2 separate regions of the Homo sapiens genome follow, and region 1 is linked to region 2. A link is an interaction called in ENCODE POLR2A ChIA-PET data of the cell type or tissue named here. Cell type or tissue: PC-9. All regions are shown on one strand. Links, peaks and the distances in the headings refer to the core of each region. The heading gives the core; the rest is flanking DNA.

What was found. ChIA-PET counts read pairs that join two places held together with the same protein. Peaks named below come from ENCODE experiments on the same cell type or tissue, not always from the same donor. Only the 100,000 strongest peaks of a DNase experiment are listed, where the experiment ranks them.
Region 1: POLR2A ChIA-PET joins it to region 2 with 18 read pairs; 2 of 35 experiments call an interaction of 5 or more read pairs at or near these places.

Annotation. Positions count from the first base shown.
Region 1 is chr14:61,366,840-61,369,760 of GRCh38, forward strand. The region is part of intron 1 of PRKCH (protein kinase C eta); the gene reads left to right. Among named protein-coding and RNA genes, the nearest start is that of PRKCH-AS1, 45 kb to the left of the region's middle. In PC-9, for the core only: no CTCF peak of the experiment used is centred there; DNase peaks (open chromatin) are centred at 542 and 1,702; H3K4me3 peaks cover 2,500 bases; H3K27ac peaks cover 2,500 bases.
Region 2 is chr14:61,493,942-61,496,862 of GRCh38, forward strand. The region is part of intron 10 of PRKCH (protein kinase C eta); the gene reads left to right. Among named protein-coding and RNA genes, the nearest start is that of PRKCH-AS2, 50 kb to the right of the region's middle. In PC-9, for the core only: no CTCF peak of the experiment used is centred there; no DNase peak of the experiment used is centred there.

The sequences.
Region 1 (2,921 bases), core at 280-2,779, 130 kb before region 2:
TAATGAAAATTGGACCCTAGAACTTTGGACCTCCCCAGCCTTAAATCCACTGAGAGGAGCTCTCTGTCTAGGGATGTGGCTCCTTCTGCTGGCTTCTTCCCTTCTCTAAGATAGCAGTGAGATGCACTAAACATGAGATTTCTAAAACAAATACTTCGATGAGTAGGAAAGTCTGTTTTCCTGAATATATCCACTTTCCTACATATTCCATTGCTTGTGGAAGCAATGACCCAAGGGTTATATGCAGGACTTTTTCTTACTTTGGCAGACTGGAGACCCAGAGCTCAGAGAAGGCAGAAAGTGTGTTAAAGAACAATAGGAAAAGTGGTGAGAGACAGGCAGATGAAGGAAGCATGAACTACCATCACAGAGAAAGGGTAGAGTCAGCAGGTAATTCTCAAAGGGATGTGCATCTGCCCCTAACCCAATCTAAATGCCTGACTCAATGTCCTCAGAGGACACGAACCCTGGAAAACAAGTATGAGATGATACTACTCAGGTATTGCGTGTGTGTGTGTGTATGTGTGTGTGTGTGTGTGTGTGTGTCAGAGGTCAGCCCTGATGTAATTGCCACCGAGGTCACCGTGGATGAGGTCATTGTGGGTGAGGTTACAGTGCAAGAGCTGTCTTTTGGTGCTGTTCTGGTCTTGTGATTTCCCTATTTTCAGCACCCAGTAGGTAGGTGCTCAATAAATGTTTGTTGGAGGAATGGGTGCTGGGGCCAGCCCCCTAACTCTGGCCTCTGTTGGACGTTTTGTGACCTGGAATCATTCTAGAAGGAAAGAGACTGCCCAGAGTGGATTTGTGTCCTGCTTGTGACTTTCTTGGTAACAACTACAATGAATATGCTCCCCAGGCTCTTAATCTGGAGAACTCCTTTTTTTTTTTTTTTTTTTAAACAGTCTCGCTCTTTCACCCAGGCTGGAGTGCAGTGGCGCAATCTCGGCTCACTGCAAGCTCCGCCTCCCAGGTTCACGCCATTCTCCTGCCTCAGCCTTCCAAGTAGCTGGGACTACAGGAGCCCACCACCACGCCCGGCTAATTTTTTGTATTTTTAGTAGAGACGGGGTTTCACCTTGCTAACCAGGATGGTCTCGACCTCCTGACCTCGTGATCCGCCTGCCTTAGCCTCCCAAAGTGCTGGGATTACAGGCGTGAGCCACCGCGCCCAGCCTGGAGAGCTCTTGATCTGTAGGTGAATCTTAGTATGAGGGCCTTGGAGGAGCTTCCAAGTGTCTGAGAGCCTCATGAAATGGGATGCAAAGTTAGGAATTTCTAAGGAGAAAGTCAGAGGAGCCTCTGATTCCCAGCCGGCTGCTAAGCCCTTCCTTAACCAAGGTTCACCCTCCCATGTTGCCTGCTGGGCTGCCTTACAGCAGCCTCTAGTTCCAACATCTGCTGTAGATTTCTGACACTCACAGTCTACCCTTCACCTCTTCTCTGGCTATTACCAGTACTTCCTCACTATCCCTAGTCATGGGAAAAAAAAAAAAGAGAACCGTGTCCCCAAGATGATCTTGCCTTTGAGCCTTGTGTGTTTCCTGACAGGGAAAAGGCCCTGTACTGCCATGTCCTCCCCTCTGGCTGCTTCATGCCGGGTCTTCTGCCTAATACCTGACACAAGGAGACTCCTCCAGACTGAACTGCGAGGAAAGGCTTTACAGGCAGAACAGGCTCTGCAGAGTTGCTGCTCAGTAGGCCAGGGGTCAGCAGACTTCATGCTGTGTGCCTTAGGCCACATGAGTGATCCTCCTGTAGATATTTCCCATCAGTGAAAACAGAGCTGGCACTGATCACCTCCTCTCTTACAGACTGCGGAGCTAAAGTGGGCTGCTGGTTGGAATGTGCTGTGAAAGTTGGAATGTTTTTGCAAATTTTATTTTATTTTTTGAATTTGAAGTAGAAAGCTGTTTGATTATAAATGGTGACTTTTCCCTTCTAAAATCATTTAAAATTTTTGTACCCTTTGAAAATGACATTTAATTATAGGCACTCAAAGTGCAGTTGACAATTATTGTTATTTTTGGGGAATTGTTTAAAGGATGTTCATTCATGCATGCATTTTTTTCATTATTTACTTATTCAGAAAGATGTGGAAGTCTAATATGTGCCAGGCACTGGGAAACAGTGATCCTGCTGCTCATATTTCCATTCTACACCCAAGCTGTGTACTTGGTCATGTGGCTTGGATCTTTGTAAATCTCCTTTACCCTCTTTGCCCTGAAGAACGTTATTAGAACTTGGTATGCAAAATACACCATTGGCTGATTGTTGGAATACTTTTGAGCAGGTTTGTAACCACTTTCAGTGGATGCTGTGTGAAGACCCACTAAAGCAGTGGTTCTCAAGGTGTAGCTTGCATCAGTATCACCGGGAGGGTTTGTTAAAACAGCTTGCTGGACCCCCATGCCCAGATTCTGTTTCAGTCCCTGACTGCATTTCTAACAAGTTCCCAGGGGATACTTATGCTGCTGGTCTTGGGGATCACACTTTGAGAACCTCTGCATTAGAGACATTTCTTTAGACCTAAGGGCTTTGAAGTCTCTTCTCCTGAGAAATTGGTGTGGTTTCATTAGGGTTTATCGTGAACCTTGTTTGTGAACCTGGTTTTCTTTTTGTTTGCTTTGCTTCGCGTCAGAAATTCAGATTCAAATTTGTAGCTCAACTTTAAGAAAATTTTAACAGTTACATCTTAACTTTTCCCAGCCTTGATTTCCTATTTCATTTTCCCCATTCTGATTTTACATGTTTACACAATATAAGTTCCTGTATACTGACTGTTTTGTGGAATGTAGTATATATTGAGAAATATGATTGCAGTCAGTGTTCTTTTCTTGGACATTTGTCTTTCGAATCAACTCTAAAGTATTACATGTTTTGACTGTTTAATGCATTAGTTATGGGAGTAGATTCCCCAGAAG
Region 2 (2,921 bases), core at 113-2,612:
AATCATTTCCAGGTGTTTAGCTAGAAGGTTGAGTGGATGGCAGTGCCATTAGCTAGGAGAGATCATGTGCCTAGGAAGAAGTCTAGGCAAAAGAGGAAGAAGTTTTAGAAAGGTTGTATGACAGGTGCCTGAGGTATACTCCAGTGGAGATGCTCCATGGATAGGGGCATAGGAGTCTGAAGCTCAGTAAAGAGGATGGGCTGAATTAAATATTTGGAAGTCATCAGGACATAGCTATTAGTTGAGACCACGAGACTGAATGAGATCACCCAATAGGAGTCTCTTAAATGGAACAGTGTGAGTCAAGGACAGAACCCTGGGGAACCAGACTCCATTAGAAATCTGCCTAAATTTGGCTCCAGGGTTATAGAAACAATTGGTATGTTCATCATTTAGAGTAAGTATCCCCAAAGTGCCAGTGTATTAAAAATATAATTCCATAAAAGTATAGAAAAAGATCACTTACTTTAGAGTATGTGTGTGACGCTACATATATTCTTCCTACTGAAAGAATGCTGGACATGGTTTTCAGAAGCCCTGCATGCTAGACCCAGCCCTGGTCCTGGGGATGTGGGCAGGTTGCTGAATGCCCCTAGCCCTTTGGCCCATCTGTACAGTGGAGGTGCCATTGACACAGCTTCCCAGCAGGGTCCTTGTAAAACTCAAATCAGATGGAAGTGGAAATGCGAATGCTTTTTGGAACATGCCGTGTCAATATAAGAGGTTATCTTTGCATATGTGCTGTCACCTGATTTGGGTTTTCTTGGTATCCATAGGCATAGGCAGCAATTATTCTCAAGACACTGCCTGAATAACAGGTAATTCTTCATAGAAATTGGAGTTTTAGCTTGTAAAAATCAACCTTCTGAAGACCAGTCTCTATAGTAAACTCTGGTCATGCTTTTCTTTGAAACCAAATCATTTTCTCTGTATTTTCACAATATTTTGGAATTGCAAGTGATTGATATACTTACCATGAACTTACCATAAACCCTTGAGATAATTTTCTTAGGAAGTCCTAGGGCATATGTGACAGGTTGTACAACCTGAAGACTATACTCTGGCATTTTGCTTCAATTTCAACAGTTTCTAATGTTTAGGGGAAGCAGTTGACCTCATTTTGAGTTTACGCCTTCTGGTATTAAAGCAGATGTTTGATGGTTAATTTGAGAGGAGATTCAAGAACCTTTTCAGACCATTAGTGGAGTGAACATCCTGAGGGTGTAATCCCAGTAATGCAGTTTCTCAAAGGACCTAACTTTATAACAGATAGACATTTAAGTCCTGGGACACCTTGATCATTTTTCTGTACTTCATATATTAAACCAGAATGCTGATCCTGGCATACCTCCTCAGGGTTTGGCCTTTTCATCAGTGAAGGCTGTGACTATTTGGAACTAATTGATAAATGTGTTAGTGGCTTTCACCAGCTAATGAAACCAGGCCACCAGTTTTGCTCTTCTTCCCACCAAATTGACCAAGCAACCAATTGCTTCATTATAATTACAGAGAATCTTGGATTTATTTGCTGAACAAGAAAAATACAGTCATTTAATCTTTATGTATTAAATGAACACAACCATTTGTAAAAAGTAATTGAATTGTACAGTTCAACAAATGTTTATGAAAAGTCTACCCAATGCAAACCTTTGTCAGGCTCTTAGGGAGTAAAAGAAGAATAAAGACAGGTCCTGCCCTCGAGCTTGGGGTGTTTGTTCTTTCCGTTAACAAATAATTTTTTTGTTGTTGGGCACTCACTGTGTACCAGACGCTACTGTGAGCTCTGGAAAAATACAGGAAATAAAACAGACAAAACCCCCTCCTCTCAGGGAGCTTAACTTCTAGCACAAGTAGTAGGACAAAATATAGAAAGAACACAAAAGTAGGACAAAAGACAAAAATATATTGAATGTTAGGGTGATTCAGTATATGGATAAAAAACTTGGTAGGAGCAATATAAAATTCAGTAACAAAGATTTACTGTTTGACACAGAGATTTTTAAAAGCTTCTCTGATAAGGGACATTTGAGCAGATGAACAAAGACCTAAGGATGGGAGGAGGCAGCTCCATGTGAATATCTGGGAGAAGAGTGTTCTAGGCCAAGTCCTTGGAGGGAGAGTGCGCAGTGGGATCAAGGAGCAGCAGAGGGACCAGTGGGCTGGAGCAGATGAATTCGGGCGTCATGGGCGTCGAGGGCCCAAGCCTTTTTGTTTTCTTTCTGCAATACAGAATGCTAACCACATGTGTTGAGCATTTGTCCTGTAAGGATAAACTCCTCTGTTTAATTGTATCTTCTGTATGACAGTTGCACAAGGTAAGTGGCATTATCCTTATTTTGCAGACAAAGGTCAGTGACATTATCCTATATTTGAGGCTCTGGGAAGTGAAAGGACTTGTTCAAGGTCACACAGTATGTGGTGGAATCTACAATTCCACTCCATGATATCCTTTTGAATCCATGCAGGTGCTGAGTTCCCTCACCCATCAGGCCTTTCCACACGTTTCCCCCTGCTTAGAATGCTCCCCCATCTCTTTGCCAAGCTTCCAGCTACCAATTCTTGCAGTCTCATCTTAGTCATCACCTCCTCTGATAAGCCTTTCCTGGACTCCCCTACCCTCCAGATTCCATCTAGGTTAGGTGCCCCCTCTGTTCCCATGGCATCCCGTGAAACCCTTCCCTTAGTGCTTTCCATAGGCTGTGCCCCTGTGCATATGGGTTCATGAAGGCAGGGACTGTGGCTGTCCAAGCCCAGCCCCTAGGACAATGACAGGAGAGTTAGGTGTTCTTAGGTGTTCATGGAATTGACCAAGGCCTCAAATTCTACGCTTTTTTTATTTTAAGATGACAGGTCAGGGCTGAGAATATATTATGATTGCTACCATTTATTGAGCATCTACTACGAGCCAGGCTCTATTCTGA